Regions from separate parts of the Homo sapiens genome. Here region 1 is linked to region 2. Evidence: read pairs that join two places in POLR2A ChIA-PET (ENCODE). Cell type or tissue: Caco-2. All regions are shown on one strand. Each heading gives the region's core, and the rest is flanking DNA. Links, peaks and the distances in the headings are about the cores only.

Region 1 (10,713 bases), core at 332-8,331, 72 kb after region 2:
AACTCCTGACCTCGTGATCCGCCAGCCTCCGCCTCCCAAAGTGCTGGGATTACAGGCGTGAGCCACTGTGCCTGGCCCAAAGTATGTTTTTTATTGAATGGCATATCACTTTTGCACCATCATAAAGTTGAAAAATCCTAAGTCAAACTGTCCTATGTTGGGGATCATTTGTATTTACTATATGGTAGAACTTTTAAGATCTGTTCCCAGGTTTGATTGACCTGTTGAGTCTGTGGGACTGGACTTCCCTGGAATAAGAACTGTAGGAAAGTTTTGTGTTTGGATGAATGTAAACTTCACATTTATTTTTATCCAGGCCTACCTGAAAATGTTTTCTGGTAGGATTTCTTCCATACTGCTTTTTTTCTTATAGTTTAAAAAATGTAATATGCTACCAAACATTATAAGTAATATACATGTATGTTACAAAAATTATATAATAAACACTTTTGAACCTATCTAACCAATAACCTAAATATTATCAATAACTTATTCATACTGTTGCAACACCAAGTTTTATTCCAGTGTAAGTTTATCTTTGGATCTTTGACTCTTCTTGGGTTTTCTTTTCTTTCTTCCTCCTATTCCTCCTCCCTCCCTCCTCTTTGTCTTTTTAAAAATTAAGACAAGTCTTTTCAGGGATGCTATCTGAGATTAGTCTTTCTTTTAAAGGAGATTGCATCCATTTTGACCCATTAATTTCTTTTTCAAGCTTGTTTGAATATTTAGAACAGGAGGCATTTATATTTTATAATTTTTGATAAAGTCATAATGTCTTTTGGGATACTTGACTCTTAAATGTTCTATAATGATTCTCTTTGCAAGCTGCTTTCTGAATGAAGGTAGAATAAATAGAAGTGAGACACCATAAGGAAACCATTGTTTGTTTTGTTTTTGTTTTTGAGATGGAGTCTCGCTCTGTTGCCCAGGCTGGAGTGCAGTGGCGCAATCTCAGCTCACTGCAACCTCCACCTCCCGGGTTCAAGTGATTCTCCTGCCTCAGCCTCCCGAGTAGCTGGGACTACAGGTGTGTGCCAACATGCCTGGCTAATTTTTTGTATTTTTAGTAGAGACGGGGTTTCACTGTGTTAGCCAGGCTGGTCTCAAACTCCTGACCTCAAGCAATCTGCCTGCCCGCTTCTGCCTCCCAAAGTACTGGGATTACAGGTGTGAGCCACCATGCCCGGCTAGAAACCATTGTTAAAAAAACCTGTGATTGATACGTTTGGCTATTAACATGTCACTTAAAGTTTCTGAATGAATGTGGATGAATGAGACATAGTGCTAAAACAGATTAGAGAACCATTCTCTAGAGTAATTAGACATTCAGTTGTACTTTTACATAAGATAAATTGAAGTAAAATCTATTTTAAATGCAGAGGTGATTTCATAGGGTTGTTTGCTGTATCCAGTGGTTCTCAGACTGTGATCCCCCAGCCAGCACTATCAGCATTGCCTGGAAACTTGTGCAAATTATCTCGACTTTTCAGACCTTTAGGTGATTCTGATAGAGCTAAAGTTTGAGAAGCACTGCCATATAGGTCTATCTTCATTTTTATTATCTAGCTTGGGTAGGCATGTTAGTTTGGAATAATGTTGTATGGGTCTGAACTTCCTATTGTAAGTGACAGAAATCCAACTTGAATTAGCTTAAGCAAAAAGGAATTTAAAGGCTTTCTTAGGTGGGCTGGGAGATTATTGTAGTAGCTTACAGATTCAAAGCAATAGTTGCAAAGAATCAGGGCCCTGGGGGTTGAAACTGTTTGTCTCTGTATGACTTTGTCCTGTTTATAGATCCTAGACAAGTGAGAAAGATGGTCACAGGAGAGCCCCAAGTTCACATCCTCTGAGCTTAGCAACTCCAGAAAGAGCTGCTTTCTACCATTCACAAGGCCATCCCTCAACCGTTATGTTAATGAGAATGAAAGTCAATGATTGACCTAGTCTGGGTCTTATATCTAAGTGTAGGAGGAAATAGAATGGGAAAGTGTGCTACTTTGGCAGCCTAGTTCACTGCTAGATAATAGGGTTGCTTTCAAAGTATCGTTATTTTTATTTTTATTGTTATTTATTTATTTATTTATTTTGAGACAAAGTCTCACTCTTGTCTCCCAGGCTGGAGTGCAATGGCGAGATCTCAGCCCACAGGAACCTCCGCCTCCTGGGTTCAAGCGATTCTCCTGCCCCAGCCTCCTGAGTAGCTGGGATTATAGGCGCCTGCCACCACGCCCGGCTAATTTTTGTATTTTTGGTAGAGACGGGGTTTCACCATGTTGGCCAGGCTGGTTTCGAACTCCTCACCTCAGGTGATCCATCCACCTTGGCCTCCCAAAGTGCTGGGATTACAGGCGTGAGCCACCGCTCCTGGCCTTACTGTTGTTTTTACGGGTATAGAGTCTCTGTCACCCAGGCTAGAGTGCGGTAGCACATTCATGGCCCGCTGCAGCCTCTACCTCCCAGGCTCAAGTGATCTTCCAGCCTCAACCTACTGAGTAGCTGGGACTACTACCACACCTGGCTATTTTTAAAAATTTTTTATAGAGTTGGGGTCTCCTTGTGTTGCCTGGGCTGGTTTCGAACTCCTGGCCTACAGTGATCCTCCCACCTTAGCCTCCCAAAGTGTTGGGATTATAGGCATGAGCCACTGCACCCAGTTTAGGCTTAAGTATCTTTGAAAAAGAGAAAGTGAAATGTAGAGGCTTATAGAACTACAAGATGGAACATGCTCAAAACCTTATATTATTTGTTAGCTACTCTTTTGTTAGAGAGTAATTAACTACTTCTTTAAAAGTTTAGGGTATCTTAATATGAGAGTTAATGCTTTAGGTTTATTATTTTGTACGAAGTTAATTTTTTTGTCACTATAAAAATATATTATAGGAGGTCTGGAAAATACAGAGATATAAAAGAAAATTACCAGCCGGGCGCGGTGGCTCACGCCTGTAATCCCAGCACTTTAGGAGGCCGAGGCAGGCAGATCACCTGAGGTCAGGAGTTTGAGACCAGCCTGGCCAATGTGGCAAAACCCCGTCTCTACTAAAAATACAAAAATTAGCTGGGCGTGTTGGCAGGTGCCTATAATCCCAGCTACTTGGGAGGCTGAAGCAGGAGAATCGCTTGAACCCGGGAGGCGGAGGTTGCAGTGAGCTGAGATTGCGCTACTACACTCCAGCCTGGGCAACAGAATGAGACTCTGTCTCCAAAAAAAAAAAAAAAAAAAAAAAAAAAATTACCTACTGCTTTGCTAACCAGAGACAATTACACTTTGGTGAATTTCCTCTGCATATGTTCTTGCATAGTTATGACTGTATTATGATGTTAATTTTTCTTCGTTTTGACCAGTGTTAATTTATTTATAACTTTGTGTTGGGGTAATGAAAACATAATCTTAGTCAATATAGATTCCACCAAGGTTGTATGATAATTTTTAAATCTTGTTTTTTCATTTAACTCTACAAGTTAAAGGATGTGTTCATTTTAAGTTTCTTGGCATATAACAACATTAAATAATTTTGCTTGTTAATTGTTCACTTGATGGGCAAAAATGGTTTCTTATTTTGTGTCATTAATTACTAATAAGTTTGAGCATTTTTTGTTGAGCTAACTACTTTTCCTTTTTGTGAGTTCCAAGTTCTATATCTACTTGTCTATTAACATCTTAGTGGTTTTCTTATTGATTTGTATGAACTCCTTAAAAGTGCTCTATTTTCTTTAAATGGTTTTCTAGTTTGAGTTTTAAAGGTTTTTTTTTTTTTTTTTTTGACACATAAGCTTATTTTGTGTATTCAGATTCCATCTGGCTTTTGATAGGTTGTTTTCTTTCTCTCTTTTTTTTTTTTTTGAGATGGGGTCTCACTTTATTGCCCAGACTGGAGAGCAGTGACAAGATCATGGCTCACTGTAGCCTCAACTTCCTGGTCTCAAGTGATCCTCCTACGTTAGCCTCCCAAGTAGCTGGGACCACAGGTGTATGCCACCGTACCCAGCTAATTTTTTGATTTTTTTTTTTTTTGTAGAGATGAAGTCTTGCTATGTTGCCCGGCCTGGTCTCAAACTCCTGAGCTCAAGTGATCCTCTTTCCTTGGCCTCCCAAAGTACTGGGATTACAGGTGTGAACCACTGTGCCCAGGCATTTTCTTATTTTTAAGTTTAGAAATTCTCTGCTTTTAGAGATCTGATAACTATTCTGTTGTTGCTATTTGTTTTACTTTGTTTTGTTGATTATAACTATTTAATCCATCCTAGAATTCATTTTGAAACATTATGTAAGGTAAAGATATTTATTCTTTTTACGATTGTTTTGAATTTTTATGTAGGCTCTGTCATTCTTAAAATATTTTCAAGCTATTCGAAGAAAAATACCATCTTAAGCTGCTTTTTAGTTATTTCTGTAGGCTAATGGTTTTTAATTCCTTGTGAGATTTAAGGACAATGAAAGATGACAAAAAAACTTTAGTGACAATATATTTTAGCAATGGCAAAATAACCTCTTTTCTGACAAATCTAAACTCTCTTATCAGAGTTAAAAGTTTAGACAACATTTGTGATTAGCCTTCTGTTAACAGTGAAAACATTTGTATTTTCTGCAAATAGCATTTATCCATGAAGAAAATTAGAATAGAAGTATGTTTAAACAGAAAATTCTAGACTCTTCTTCAGACAGCTCAGGCTTTTCAAAAAGCCTTGTGCTTTGGCAGGAGCCCAGGAGAGGAAGTGTCTACATCTGCTACATTCTAGAAGCCTTCCCCAAATCACTGTAAGGTAGCCAAAAGAGCAGTGTATTTCCTTACTGTGTGGTTCTGGAAGTAACTGGAAGTTTGCAGCAAACTCGAGGGAGGAGACTAGGGAGTACTTCCAGTTTTTGTGGTGATCTGTTTTTATTGAGATTCAAGTTAGGGGGCAGTGGGGTTATTTTTTAGCTCTTGTAGAACGGGGAGCTTTCAATTTGAACCTGAGCCTTTTGGTTTAGCTCACGTCACATAGGAAGACGAGTCAGAGGGGCCTGCACAAAGAGAAACAGGTTGACAAGTCAGGGTAACTAATGGGAGCCTGTTACTGGGGCAAACTATACTGTAATGTAACTTATTCTCCTGTAAGGTAATAAGAAAGACAAAGTTCATGTTTGTAGGGGAGAAGGAGCAAGAGAAGAGTGCTAGCAGGGCATCTGGGAAAGTGAGGTAAAGCCTTTCTGTTGGTTAGTTTATATCCTCATCTGCCATGAAGAATCCTCACTAGAAAAGACGGTGCTATCATGGATATAGAGGAAAAACACTAATGGGCTTTGCTGCCAGGTTTAAAAAAAGAAAAGAGGCCATAGACATGTCTTAGGCTAAGTTTTTTTTTACATAGAACACAGTTGATAAGAGAAACAAAACTGAAGTCTGGGTCCTTTGAGAGAAAATACTAGTTTAAATGGACATGGCTGTTTATTCGTTTTGGATTCTCTACAACTTAAAAAAAAAAAAAAAACAGGCACAGTGGTACAGACCTGTATTTCCAGCTACTCAGGAGGCTGAGGTGGGAGGATGATTTGAGCCCAGGAGTTTGAGTTCAACTTGGACAACATAACAAGACCCCTGTCTCTTAAAAAAACAAACTAAGTCAAACCAAGAGAACAGTGTCATTGCAATATAATTCATATACCTTATAATTCACCCATTTAGTATTCATGATTCAATGGTTTTTAGTACTTTCACAGAGTCATTCCACCATCAGTCACCACAGTCAATTTTATTTTATTTATTCATGTTTTTTAGAGATGGGGTCTTGCTGTATTGCCCAAGCTGGCTTTGAACTCCTGGGTTCAAGTGATCCTCCTGCCTCAGCCTCCCAAGTAGCTGGGACTCCAGGCACCTGCCACTGTGCCTGGCCAGTCAATTTTAGAACATTTTATTGACCCCAAATCTACAACTTTTGATTGAATTTATTTTAAAAAGTTAAGCTATATAGGAAAAAGATGGGCCGGGTGCCGTGGCTCACGCCTGTAACCCTAGAACTTTGGGAGGATGAGGTGGGCGGATCACCTGAGGTCAGGAGTTTTGAGACTGTCACACACACACATACACACATACACACACACACACACACTATATATATATATAAAATATATATGAAAAAGATGGAACAAATTAGGAATTTTAAGGATTAACAGAAAGCTCTGAAATATTTTTCCTTTAAAATGTATTCTAACATTTTGAAAATGTATTGGTAATATTTAATATTTAAATTGATAAGTTGGTACATTTTTATGAGAAAGTCATAGGATAGGTCTAAATCACAGAGAAAACTTATTTTTCAGGCTATATGAAAAAGCCACCTACTATTCAATTACTCTAATTGTAATAGTGACTAAGGAGAACAAACTCAGCTTGAATTTTTAAGCATAAATTATCAGGTGATAACAAACATACATTTTTATCTAATATGGGTGCGTTGGCTCACACTTATAATCCCAGCACTTTGGGAGGCTGAGGCGGGTGGATAACTTGAGGCCAGGAGTTCGAGACCAGCCTGGCCAACATAGCAAAACCTTGTCTCTGCTAAAAAGACAAAAAGTTAGCTGGGTGTGGTGGCACACACCTTTGGTCCCAACTACTTAGGAGGCTGAGGCATGAGAATCGCTTGAACCCGGGAGGTGGAGGTTGCCGTGAGCCAAGATCACACCATGGCACTCCAGCCTGGGCGACAGAGACTCTGTTTCAAAAGAGAAAAACACAAAAAAGAAATGTCATGGTAGTACTCTCATTATATGAAAAACAAGATAGTAGCTATTATTAAACAATTGATAATAACTAACATCAATTTTATGGGCAACCTTGGAATCTTTTACTTTTTCATAGAAATAATAGATAAGGAACTTTTCCTTCTCTTTGTATTTTTTAAGTAATGGCTGCATTTCTCTCTTTCTTTTGTAGGTGTGTGATCCTGTAAAATTAAATCTTCCAAGATGATCTGGTATATATTAATTATAGGAATTCTGCTTCCCCAGTCTTTGGCTCATCCAGGCTTTTTTACTTCAATTGGTAAGTCTTACTACTTGTTGTTTTTTGTTGGTTTTGCATTTTTTAATTTCCATTTTTTAGTGTTTTAAAATCAGCAAAAACAAATACAGTGTATTCCTAGAGTATAGGTTTATTCCCTGCCCCCTAAAAGGTCCTTTTTTAATAATTTGACATTTTCTTTATTTTTTATTACAAAAATGATACATATTGAAGTTAAAATAATTTAATGCATATACTTAGTCTTTTTCAGTGCACAGATATACAAGTAATATACTGCATATATATCTAATCTGCTTTTTCCACTTAATCTACTGTGAACACAAGTTTTTTTTTGTATTTATAACTTAAAAAATATTTTATCATTATTATTTTGAATAGAGACAGGGTCTCACCATGTTGACCAGGCTGGTCTTCAACTCCTGGCCTCAAGGGATTCTCCTGGCTGGGCCTCCAAAGTGCTGGGATTACGACAGGCATGAGCTGCCACGCCTGGCCCATAAGTATTATATACTTATGACTCTTGATTCCAGTATATAAAATGATGGGTTCTCGCATCCTGTTATAAATAACAGATTATTTGAAACTTTTTTAGTGTGGCTTTTATTAATTAAATAAAAATTTAATTCTAATTAGTCTCAAAAACAAAGGTAAGGTAAAGGGGAACTAAAGAAGTAAAGGTAAAGGTGAAGAAACATTAATCTTTGGAAAGTAGTGTTGATTTGCAATTTAAAAATACATTTGTAGATATAAAGACAATTTGCTAGCACAGTCTAAAGCTTGCAAAATCAAGTGGCTTAAAAATTAGAACTGGAACAGTTGATTAGAAAAGTTTTTGGCTTTATTTTGGTTTATCTGGTAAAAAGGAAGAAAAGATAGTCTCCAGCATATCTGATTCATGCCAGTTAAATTGTCTCATAGAATGAAACAGTCTCAATCATTCTTATTCTTAACATACTTGTGTTGAAGGATATGAGTATTTGATAACCTTCTTCCCCTTCTAGGTCAGATGACTGATTTGATCCATACTGAGAAAGATCTGGTGACTTCTCTGAAAGATTATATTAAGGCAGAAGAGGACAAGTTAGAACAAATAAAAAAGTAAGCAAAATGTTTGCTTATTATGACTCTGACTCAACCTGGATGTTTTCTTTCTCAAGCTAAAATATTCTTTAAGTAGAAATGAAACCCATTTTTGAGTCTTACAAAGCCAGTTGCAATGGCTAAAATAGGAGTATAGAGAACAAGTTAGGCTTGGGCCAACTTTCACATGGAAGAATATGGGTTGGGATAAGAATATGGATAGATACCAGCCGGATGCGGTGGCTCATGCCTGTAATCCCAGCACTTTGGGAGGCCGAGGAGGGTGGATCACTTGAGGCCAGGAGTTCAAGACCAGCCTGGCCAATGTGGTGAAACCCTGTCTCTACTAAAAACACAAAACTAGTCGGGTGTGGTAGCATGTGCCTGTAATCCCAGCTGCTTGGGAGGCTAAGGTGGGAGAATCACTTGAACCCGGGAGGTGGAGGCTGCAGTGAGCCAAGATTGTGCCACTGCACTCCAGCCTAGGCTACAGAGCCAGACTCTATCTCAAAAAAAAAAAAAAAAAAAGAATATGGATGGATACAGGAAGCTGACTGATACATTTTTTTTTTTTTTTTTGTGACAGAGTCTTGCTCTGTTGCCCAGGCTGGAGTGCAGTGGCATGATCGTGGCTCACTGCAACCTCCACCTTCCAGGTTCAAGTGATTCTCTTGCCTCAGCCTCCCAAGTAGCTGGGATTACAGGTGTGCGCCACCATGCCCGGGTAATTTTTGTATTTTTAGTAGAGACGGGGTTTTGCCATGTTGGCCAGGCTGGTCTCGAACTCCTGACCTCAGGTGATCTGCCCTCCTCAGCCTCCCAGAGTGCTGGGATTACAGGCGTGAGCCACCGCACCCAGCCTGACTGATAAATTTTAAAAGTATTGCTAATATCTTCTATCCTCTTCTAACCTCTTAGTCAAGCCACCTGCTGCAGCAATTTTCCAATTCTACTTATCCTTTACTCCCATGGTTCCATTGTAGAGATTATAGTGATGGTAGCGTTAGTGTTATTTAATTGATACAGTTTTTCTCAAATATGAATTTATTTTTAATTGACTCATGTTCATAGTTAATCCTGACCTGAGAATTCCTGTCTTTTATTTAATGAGTAGCTAAGTGTTCAGTTTTTCATTTTAAGATACAGTTTCTAGAAACTGGATGTAAAAATTTAGTATAAGTTGATTTAAATGAACATGTAATTGAATTTGGGTTGGGCTAATTTGTAGTTTGTAATAATCAGTTATTTGGCCCTGGGACCTAAGTCTAAAATTTTTAGACTTTTACTGGAGGGATTCATTCACAACTTTTACTAAGACAGGGAGGTTCCATTTACTGTAACCATTTGGGAGAAACAAAATTAAAACAAAAAGTCCTATAGTTGTATTGATTCTGCCAAGAGGATGTCGCTTTTTAAAGAGACCGAGACCGTATACTTTTACTTTAAAAAGAAACTACAGATATAGTTGAACTCAAAAACTTCTAGTCATTTTTTTTCTGAGCGTTTCATTAAATTGTGTTTTTCCCTATGAAATATAAATATTCAGTTTTTATGTTTTACATCTGTAGATGGGCAGAGAAGTTAGATCGGCTAACTAGTACAGCGACAAAAGATCCAGAAGGATTTGTTGGGCATCCAGTAAATGCATTCAAATTAATGAAACGTCTGAATACTGAGTGGAGTGAGTTGGAGAATCTGGTCCTTAAGGATATGTCAGATGGTAAGTCTGAAGAGATTCCTGAGTAAGGTAATATTGCCACCATATGTAGAAATAATAAAATTAATGATAAATTCAGTTCCCAGGAAACCAGTTCAGTTCAGTGTTGTAACTGGATTATGCCTGGGTGCATTTGGTTTGAATAGAGTTAATTTAGTCAAAATCCTGAATTCTTTGATTAAAAAAGAAGTAATTTCTTTTTTTGTTGACTTGTTTTGAAATCTGCAAAAGTGAATAGATTATTTGGCATATAGCTTCATTTCTGAGGGTAATCATTTTTATTTTAGGATTACCTTCAAACTTTAAAAATTTATGTCTTTATCTGCAATCAATTTAAAAAAATGTTGGGAGTGTTACTATAAAGAGAAGTATTAGCTGTGTTCTATCTAGTATTTTGAAGTTTAGAATTAGTTTGCTCAATGTGGACAATCAAACTGAGGCTGCAAACAGTAAAAATGAGTAAGTGATACAATACAATTTGTAGTTGGAGCATTGAAATGTTTTAGATACTTTAATAACAGATGTAGAAGACTAAATCTGGACTTTATTAAGGAGGTAAAGGGATTATGCCTCGCCCCCCGCCGCCCCTGCCCTGCCCCGCCAAGAAAAGAAGAAGAGAGAGACGGAAAAGAGCTGAGCTAGTTGTGTAGATAAAATACTCCAAGGGTACTTACCAGTGTTTGTAAGCAGTGAAGTAAACTTATTATGCACAGGGATCAGGAAGCCTTGAAAAGAAAAATATGGCAAGTACTTGTGAATACTTCTTTACTGTGAGAGGGAAATGCCTGTGATTATTTTCTGTACTGTATAACACCTTGGGAACTTTTTTTTTTTTTTTTGGAGACAGGGTCTCACTGTCTAACTGTTGCCCAGGCTGGAGTACAGTGGCACAATGGTGGCTCACTGCAGCTTTGA
Region 2 (10,398 bases), core at 1,341-9,340:
GCCTCACTTCATCGAGCACACTGCTTCCTTCCAGCTGGCATTGTGGCAGTGCTAAAGCAGCGCCCCAGATTGGTGGCTGCAGCAGTCCAGGCATTTTACCTACGAGACCCTATTGACCTGCGAGCTTGTCGTGTTTTCAAGACATTCTTGCCTGAAACACGAATAATGACATCGGTGAGATTTCTATCTTGGTCATTTAGTTTCTCTTACTGGAAACCGAGTTGAAACATTATTATTTTTTTCTTTTTACATTTCTCAGTGCTCAGTGAATGAAACATTATTTTAATTGTTCTCTAGAAAAAAAAGGAAATATTCTGTTTCTTCATAGCATGTTAATATAGATTGAATATTCCTTATCTGAAATGCTTGGGACTAGAAGTATTTCAGATTTCAGATTTATTTGGATTTTGGAATATTTGCATTAAACTTACTACTTGAGCATCCCAAATCTGAAAATTCTGAAATCTCAAAACTTTGAGCATATCGTTGGGACTCAAAAAGTTTTGGATTTTGGAACATTTTAGATTTCAGATATTTACATTTGGGATGCTCAAACTATACACGTTTTTTCTTTTCTTGCACCCAGTGAAGGAAATTTTCAAGAGACCTGCCTCCCCATTTTATACTCAATGTTTTATAGCTATTTTTGACCATATGTTTCTATTTCTATAATTATTTCCTTTTTTTTTTTTTTTTTTTTTTTTGAGACAGAGTCTCACTCTCTCACCCAGGCTGGAGTGTAGTGGAGCCATCTCAGCTCACTGCAACCTCTGCTTCCTGGGCTCAAGCGATTCTCCTGCCTCCCGAGTAGCTGGGATTACAGTCACCTCCCAACACGCCCAGCTGATTTTTTTATTTTTAGATGGTGTTTCGCCATGTTGGCCAGACTGGTCTCGAACTCCTGACCTCAAGTGATTCACCCACCTCAGCCTCCCAAAGTGCTGGGATTACAGGTGTGAGCCACCGCACCCAGCCTAATTATTTCCTTCTTAACAATAAAACATTTCATCTCTTCCAGAGAATTAAGAATTATTCTTGGCCGGGCATGGTGGCTCACACCTGTAATCCCAGCACTTTGGGTGGCCAAGGCAGGTGGATCACTTGAACCCACGTGTTTGAGACCAGACTGGGCAACATGGTGAACCCCATCGCTACAAAAAATAAAAAAATTAGCTAGGTGTGGTGGTGGGCGCCTGTAATCCCCGCTACTTCGGAGGCTGAGGTAGGAGGATTGCTTGACCCCAGGAGGTTTGGGAGGCCAAGGTGGGCAGATCACCTGAGGTCAGGAGTTTGAGACCAGCCTGGCCAGCATGGTGAAACCCTATCCCTGAGGCTTCAGTGAGCCATGATTGCTCACTGCACTCCAGTCTCTGCAACAGAGCAAGACCCTGTCTCAGAAATAGAAAAAATGAATTATCTTTATCTTCCAGCCATTTAATTGCTGTATAATGTAACTAATGATAAGAATTTTACTAGCGATTACTAAAAAGTAGGCAGTAGGGTAAAATTTTTTTTGCAACAGTGTCTTGCTCTGTTGCCCAGGCCGGAGTGCAGTGGAGCAATCTCAGCTCACTGCAACTTCCTCCACCTCCCGGGTTCAAGCAATTCTCCTGCTTCAGCCTCCCGAGTAGCTGGGATTAGAGGCGTGCGCCACCATGCCTGGCTTATTTTTGTATTTTTAGTAGAGATGGGGTTTCACCATGTTGGCCAGGCTGGTCTCAAACTCCTGACCTCAGATGATCTGCCCACCTTGGCCTCCCAAAGTGTTGGGATTACAGGCATGAACCACCATGCCTGGCCAGCAGTAGGGTAAATTTTATGGTATGTGAGTTGTATCTCAATAAAGCTGTTACTAAAAACAAGTAGGCAATGAATAGGTTGAATCTTCTTTGCATTTCATATGAATATGAAGCTTATAAATGGACTTCTCATTATATTTAACTGTGAAGTGTTATTCACAATCTTAATTTCAGGAAAAGACTCATGTATTTTGTGTCTTGATGCCCAGGTCACATTCACTAAATGTCTATATGCACAATTGGTGCAACAAAGGTTTGTGCCAGACCGGCGGAGTGGATACAGGCTGCCTCCTCCATCTGATCCCCAGTACCGAGCCCATGAATTGGGCATGAAATTGGTAATGTTGAACCAGAAAATGTTGTTTCCTTTCTTTATGTAAATGGACTCTTAATAGAATAGTGGCACAATATACAAAGTCCAGAAATACACCCTGTTTATGTAAGAATGCAGTAAAATGTGGCATTTCAAATTAGAATGAAAAAAATGGATTACTTAGTAAGTGATGATGGGACAAGTCTGAAGTCATCTGAAAAATTGAAGTTGATTCCCTAATACCTATACCAAAATAAATTCCAATTGGATCAAATATTTGAACATAAAAATTGAAACTATACAATTTGAAAAAAAACCAAGAACCTTTTATAATTTGAATAGGAAAGGCCTTTCTATGCATGACTTGAAACCAGAAGCTATAAAGGGAAGACTGATGAATTTGATTATGCAAAAATTAAGCATTTCTGCACGGGAAAGAAAAACTCCATAAATAAAGTCAAAAGCAAATCTGGAAAAAGTGTTATATTTGCAATCTAAATGAAAAAGAGCTGACTTCTCTAATACATAAAGTGTTCCTTTAAGTCAATATGAAAATGATAATACTAGCCAATTAATTTTAAAATGTTCAGAACTATGAACATAGTCCACAGAAAAGGAAATACAGGTGACCTTTAATTTAAACATATGAAAAATATTGAATCTTAACTCATAATAAAAGAAATGCACTTTAAAGCTACAAAATAGTGTTTTTCTTTTTTTTTTGTTTGCTTTCAAAAATGTTACAATCTAGACATTGATAGGAATGTCTAGATTTTCTTTTTTTTTTTATTATTATGCTTTAAGTTTTAGGGTACATGTGCACAACGTGCAGGTTTGTTACATACGTATACACGCGCCATGTTGGTGTGCTGCACCCATTAACTCGTCATTTATATTAGATATATCTCCTAATGCTGTCCCTCCCCCCTCCCCCCACCCCACAACAGGCCCCGGTGTGTGATGTTCGCCTTCCTGTGTCCGTGTGTTCTCATTGTTCAATTCCCCACCTATGAGTGAGAACATGCGGTGTTTGGTTTTTTGTCCTTGCAATAGTTTGCTGAGAGTGATGGTTTCCAGCTTCATCCATGTCCCTACAAAGGACATGAACTCATCATTTTTTATGGCTGCATAGTATTCCATGGTGTATATGTGCCACATTTTCTTAATCCAGTCTATCATTGTTGGACATTTGGGTTGGTTCCAAGTCTTTGCTATTGTGAATAGTGCCACAGTGAACATACGTGTGCATGTGTCTTTATAGCAGCATGATTTATAATCCTTTGGGCATATACCCAGTAATGGGATGGCTGGGTCAAATGGTATTTCTAGTTCTAGATCCCTGAGGAATCGCCACACTGACTTCCACAATGGTTGAACTAGTTTACAGTCCCACCAACAGTGTAAAAGTGTTCCTATTTCTCCACATCCTCTCCAGCACCTGTTGTTCTCTGACTTTTTAATGATCGCCATTCTAACTGGTGTGAGATTACCATCTCATTGTGGTTTTGATTTGCATTTCTCTGATGGCGAGTGATGATGAGCATTTTTTCATGTGTCTTTTGGCTGCATAAATGTCTTCTTTTGAGAAGTGTCTGTTCATGTCCTTTGCCCACTTGTTGATGGGGTTGTTTGTTTTTTTCTTGTAAATTTGTTTAAGTTCTTTGTAGATTCTGGATATTAGCCCTTTGTTAGATAAGTAGATTGCAAAAATTTTCTCCCATTCTGTAGGTTGCCTGTTCACCCTGATGGTAGTTTCTTTTGCTGTGCAGAAGCTCTTGAGTTTAATTAGATCCCATTTGTCAATTTTGGCTTTTGTTGCCATTGCTTTTGGTGTTTTAGACATGAAGTCCTTGCCCATGCCTATGTCCTGAATGGTACTGCCTAGGTTTTCTTCTAGGGTTTTTATGGTTTTAGGTCTAACATTTAAGTCTTCAATCCATCTTGAATTAATTTTTGTATAAGGTATAAGGAAGGGATCCAGTTTCAGCTTTCTACATATGGCTAGCCAGTTTTCCCAGCACCATTTATTAAATAGGGAATCGTTTCCCCATTTCTTGTTTTTGTCAGGTTTGTCAAAGACCAGATAGTTGTAGATATGTGGCATTATTTCTGAGGGCTCTGTTCTGTTCCATTAGTCTATATCTCTGTTTTGGTACCAGTACCTTGCTGTTTTGGTTACTGTAGCCTTGCAGTATAGTTTGAAGTCAGGTAGCATGATGCCTCCAGCTTTGTTCTTTTGGCTTAGGATTGACTTGGCAATGCAGGCTCTTTTTTTGTTCTATATGAACTTTAAAGTAGTTTTTTTCCAATTCTGTGAAGAAAGTCATTGGTAGCTTGATGGGGATGGCATTGAATCTATAAATTACCTTGGGCAGAATGGCCATTTTTACGATATTGATTCTTCCTCAAAATAGTGTTTTTCATCATTTATTAGCAAGTATCAAACGGCTTGATAATACATACTGGGTTGTTGAGAATATATACAGAAAAACATTCTCAGACATTGTTGATAGGAATATAAATTGATTGTATCCCTTAGGAGAACATTTTGGCAAAACAGATGTTCCTTGACTTACAGTGGGGTAACTTCCTGATAAACCTGTCAAAAATTGAAAATATCATAAGTCAAAAATATATTTAATACAGCTAACCAACCAAACATCATAGCTTAGCCTAGCCTACCTTAAATGGGCTCAGAATACTTACATTAGCATACAGTTGGGCAAAATCATCTAACACAAAGGCTATTTTATAATAAACTGTTGAATATGTCATGTAATTTATTGAATACAGTATACTATAGAGTACAGTATTGGTTGATTGCCTTTGTGATCACATTGCCAACTGCAGCTTGCTGCCACTGTGTATCCAGCATCATGAGACAGTATGCATATTGCTAGCCTGCAAAAAGATAAAAATTGTAAGTAAGGTTTCTACTGAATGCATATTGCTTTCACACCATCATAAAGTCAAAAAATGTTAAGTCAAACCATCATAAGTTGGGGACCATCTGTATTCATCAACATTTAAAATGCACAAACCTTTTTAGTCAGCATTTTCACTTCTAGAAAATGATTCTTTATGTATTTTACCTATATACAAGGACATATATGGAGCATAGTCATGACAGCATTGTTCATAGTAGCAGGAGACTGGAAACTACTTAAATGTCCATTAGTAGGGGAATAGTTAGATAAATTGTGCTCTAGCCATGAAGTAAGATGGATGAATTTGTGTGTGCTCATGTAAGTGATCTCCAAGGTATATGGTTAAGTGTAAAAAGCAAGGTGTAGAGTAGTGTGTATGCGTCCATTGAGCAACAAAAGGGGTGGAGTAGAAAGCTATGCATACAGAGAGGCACACACATAATACTTCAGTGTGTAGGTTACTTCTGAAAGGATGTGCAAGAAGTTGGTAATGGTGTTCTCTAGCTTGATCAGGGAAGCTCCCTGTTTGAATTATTTAGCCATGTGCATCTATTATTTTTTTTAATCAAAGGACTTTTAAAATGAAGTGATTTCCTCTCTTTACTATGTCTGAGATCATGTTCAATATATGTATAATTTCTGTTGGACAAGAAACCTTTTGTAACCCTGTTCATAATCAAACAAAAAATAAATGTAAATTTCTGGTTTTGTAATCAGCAGGAAAAGGAATCTCTTTGAAGAGAACAGGAATCTTTATTGTATATTATTTTCTTTCCTTTTATGTTTTTAGTAATCTATAATGATTGAGAAACTTGGGAATAAGTTTATATTTTTCATAAAATTCAAAAAGTGTTATAATTGTCCAAATGCCCATGTATCCAGTCATCTAGTTCTAGAGTGTGGCTCAATGGAAAAAAAGTAATGTGTTATAATAAGATACGGGAAAAAAGGAACTTAGTAACAAAAATTCTACCTATCTCATCTAGGCTCATGGATTTGAGATCTTATGCTCCAAATGTAGCCCACATTTTTCTGACTGCAAGAAATCCCTTGTGACTGCCTCACCACTCTGGGCCAGTTTCCTTGAAAGTCTGAAAAAGAATGATTACTTTAAGGTAGGACTTGCAATATATTTGCTTTTAAGTATTCAATCCAGGGAAAATCAAGCCAGCGACTTAAAGTCCTATAGTCCATATTTAAATGTATGACATAATTATGGAAGCTAGACTTAAAGGAGACCTTTCTAGTTCAGTGGTACTCAGGTGCTAATGAAGGAGGTATCTATGAACTGTTTCCAGTATTAGAGAAAAACTAACACTGTTGGTATTAAATGATGAAAGTGATTATCTGTACCAGATAAAACAACTTGCAAAAACTTGATAATGCAAACATGAAAACACCAGATAGGAAAATTAGCAAAGATGTGGATTTTAAAAATTATTAAAAGATACCTAGTAAATTTCTCTTAAAATATTCAACTTCACAAGTAGTAAAGATATATATATATATATATGAACACAGTAATGAAGAATGTCTTTCATGTATGTACAAAAGGATATGAATGATATTCTGTGCTGTCGAGAGTATGGTAAAAATAACACTCCTATACCTTGCTGGTAACATTGCAAACTGGTAGAATCTTAACTGGAAAGTAATTTGGTAGTGTCTTCCAAGAGGTATAGAAAGGTTCAAACTTGGAACCTTCACTTTGAATAATCTTTTTAAAGGAAATATCCAAGAAGTGGAAAAGTCCCGAAGAATATGATGATGATAAAGATGGCACAGCAATACGAAAAGTACTAATGATATTATAGTATATATATGGTATTTTTTTTTTTTTGAGATGGAGTTTTGCTCTTGTCGCCTAGGCTGGAGTGCAATGGCACAATCTTGGCTCACTACAACCTCTACCTCCTAGGTTCAAGCGATTCTCCTCAGCCTCAGCCTCCTGAGTAACTGGGATTACAGGCCCACACTACCACACCCAGCCGATTTTTGTATTTTTAGTAGAAATGGGGTTTCACCATGTTGGCCAGGCTGGTCTCGGACTCCTGACCTCAGGTGATCCATCCGCCTTGGCCTCCCAAAGTGCTGGGATTACAGGCGTGAGCCACCGTGCCCAGCTATTACTGTTGTTGTTATTGTTGTTGTATAGGGTCTTGCTTTGTCACGCAAGCCAGTGTTGTGGTAGGATCATAGCTCACTGCAGCCTCGATCTCCTAGGCTCAAGTGATCCTCCTGCCTCAGCCTTTCAAATAGCTGAGACTAGGCATGTGCCACCATTGCCTGGCTAAAGATTGTTTTTTTTTCTTTTTAGTAGAGTCGAAGTCTTGCTATGTTGCCCAGGCTGGTCTCAAACTCATGTCCTCAAGTGACCCTCCCACCTCTGCTTCCCAAAGTACTGAGATTATAGGCATGAGCCACAGTGCCCAGCTAGTATATTCTTAAAAAATGTAAAATACTAAGTATGACTATCACTATAAATATGCATTTAGAAAACACAAATGATAGTAATGGTGGGATTTTGCCATTTTTTATTCTACTTGGCAAACTTTCTGTACTTTGTTTTGTGAATTACTAGTTAATCAGCTATATCTTTAATTTAATTTTTTTTTTCATAGAGGCAGGGTCTCACCATGTTGCCCAGGCTGGTCCTGAACTCCTGAGCTCAAGCAGTCTGCCCATCTCATCCTCCCAAAGTGTTGGGATTATAGGCGTGAGCCATCGCACCCAGCCAATTATATCTTAATAAGTAATTAAGTAAAAGAAAATGGTGGAAAACTTTCCAAACTGGAAATAGGCCCTTAATGGTGGAAAAGATTAGGAATCACTACATCTAGCCGCGTCCCCTCATTTGAAGAAACTGGAGCTCAAACAGGCCCATTAATGATAAAACAGGGCCTAGGACTTGGGGCACGTGATTCCTGAGTAGTAGATTATTTGCTGCCTCCCTGAAAGTTGCTGGTGAACACATTTTTTTCATGACAACTTGTGAGTAATGTTCTGATAGACCTTTTTTTTTTTTTAAGGGACTGATAGAAGGTTCTGCTCAGTACCGGGAAAGGCTAGAAATGGCAGAGAATTACTTCCAGCTCTCAGTAGACTGGCCAGAAAGGTGAGTTATTGTTAAGACTCCTACTACAAAGATTGGTATTTAGGTAGTTCTTTTTATTTTTTATTTATTATTTATTATTCTTATTTATTTATTTTTTTGAGACGGAGTCTCACTCTGTCACCCAGGCTGGCAACCTCCGCCTCCTGGGCTCAAGCGATCACACCACTGCACTCCAGCCTGGATGACAGAGTGAGACTCTGCCTCAAAAAAGAAAAAAAAAACAACGAAAGAAATTTTGCATCCTCCTCTATGTAATTTTACTCATCATGATATCACATTTTCCATGGCATTATGAAGTCTTTATAAACATAATTTTTAAAAGCTGCACAATATGGCCAGGCGCGGTGGCTCACGCCTGTAATCCCAGCACTTTGGGAGGCCGAGGCAGGCGGATCACGAGGTCAAAAGATCAAGACCATCCTGGTCAACATGGTGAAACCCCGTATCTACTAAAAATACAAAAATTAGCTGGGCATGATGGTGCGTGCCTGTAGTCCCAGCTACTAGGGAGGCTGAGGCAGGAGAATCGCTTGAACTCAGGAGGCGGAGGTTGCCGTGAGCTGAGATTGCACCTGGGGACAGAGCGAGACTCCATCTCAAAAAAAAAAAAAAAAAAAAGCTGCACAATATTTCAGCAAATGGATGTACCCCCATAATTTACTCAACTATTTTTTACTGTTGGGGAAAAAATTACAAGTAGCTTAAATGTCCAACATTTTAATTTATGTTGCAGGAGAGGCTCCCATTCTGCACACCAGGATAATTTTTAAACAGTTTAAAACCAAACTTCCATCTCCCTCCAGACCTGTTGTTGAATTCCCAAAGTTTGTGGTTTTTTTAAAATAGCTGAATTAATATCGTAGACTTTTATTTTAGATTTACCTTTCATTTTCACTTTTTTTCATTTATTGTTATTATTATTTATTTATTTATTTTAGACAGAGACTCGCTTAGTCACCCAGGCTGGAGTGCAGTGCTCTGCCTCCCGGGTTCAAGTGATTCTTCTGCCTCAGCCTCCCAAGTAGCTAGGACTATAGGCATGCACCACCAGGTCTGGCTAATTTTTGTATTTTTAGTAGAGATGGGGTTTCACCATGTTGGCCAGACTGGTCTCAAACTCCTGACCTCAGGTGATCCACCCACCTTGGCCTCCCAAAGTGCTGAGATTACAGGCGTGAGCCAATGCACCCAGCCATTAATTTTTTATTTTTAATTATTGTGGATACATACTAGTTGTACATATTTATGGGGTACATGTGATTACATGTATAATGTCCATGTGGCATACAATGTATAATGATCAAATCAGGGTAATTAAGCTTTCCATCACCTCAAGCATTTATCATTTCTTTGTGTTGGGAATATTTTTAGTTATTCCATTTTTTTAAGGTATTTGGAACTATATAATAAATTATTATTAACTGTAGTCACCCTGTTGTGCTACCAAACACTAGCTCTTTTTAATTTTTTAAAAAATATTTTTTGGGATTTGCCAGGAAGATGTTACTAAAAAGCATTCCAGATCCAGACCCCAAGAGAGGGGTCTTGGATCTCATGCAAGAAAGAATTTTGGGCAAGTCCATAGAGTAAAGTGAAAGTATGTTTATTAAGAAAGTAAAGGAATAAAGAATGGCTACTCCATAGGCAGAGCAGCAAACACTAGCTCTTATTCCTTCTATTTAACTAATTTTTGTAACCATTAACTATCCCCTCTTTTCCCCCCGCTCTCTGCTACCCTTCCCAGCCTCTGGTAACCATCATTCTACTTTTATTATTATTATTATTTGAGATAGAGTCTCACTCTGTTGCCTAGACTGGAGTGCAGTGGTACAGTCATAGCTCATTGCAATCTTGACCTCCTGGGTTTAAGAGATCCCCCTACCTTGGCTTCTCAAAGTTCTGGGATTACAAGTGTGAGCCACTGCACCCAGCCAGCCATTATTCTGCTCTCTGTCTCTCAGTTTAGAATTGTTTTTAGCTCCTACGTATAATATCATAGACTTTCCCCTAATTTATCAGAGATTGTAATAGTGAAAAATTATAAGCAACCAAAGTATCCATCAATAATGGATAAATGAATTGCAGTGTACTTATATGATAGCCTGCTATCTAGTAGTTAACCAGAGATGAACTATATTTACATATATCTGATTTAGGATTTTTCAACCTCAGTGCTACTGACATTTTGGATCTGATAATTTATTGTGAGGGACTGGCTTGCACTTCATAGGACATTTAACAGCA

What was found. Peaks named below come from ENCODE experiments on the same cell type or tissue, not always from the same donor. Only the 100,000 strongest peaks of a DNase experiment are listed, where the experiment ranks them.
Region 1: POLR2A ChIA-PET joins it to region 2 with 12 read pairs; 8 of 35 experiments call an interaction of 5 or more read pairs at or near these places.

The regions. Positions count from the first base shown.
Region 1 is chr10:73,071,117-73,081,829 of GRCh38, reverse strand. P4HA1 (prolyl 4-hydroxylase subunit alpha 1) reads left to right here. Exons shown (of 15, transcript NM_001017962.3): 2 at 6,915-7,022; 3 at 8,003-8,099; 4 at 9,650-9,801. The coding sequence starts at 6,947. Among named protein-coding and RNA genes, the nearest start is that of P4HA1, 20 kb to the left of the region's middle. RefSeq lists an enhancer at 4,689-4,758. In Caco-2, for the core only: no CTCF peak of the experiment used is centred there; no DNase peak of the experiment used is centred there.
Region 2 is chr10:73,144,032-73,154,429 of GRCh38, reverse strand. It overlaps ECD (ecdysoneless cell cycle regulator), which reads left to right. Exons shown (of 14, transcript NM_007265.3): 6 at 1-174; 7 at 2,009-2,137; 8 at 6,026-6,154; 9 at 8,069-8,154. It overlaps LOC124902452 (a long non-coding RNA gene), which reads right to left and starts at 5,960. Exons shown (of 2, transcript XR_007062194.1): 1 at 4,819-5,960; 2 at 2,725-4,711. In Caco-2, for the core only: no CTCF peak of the experiment used is centred there; no DNase peak of the experiment used is centred there.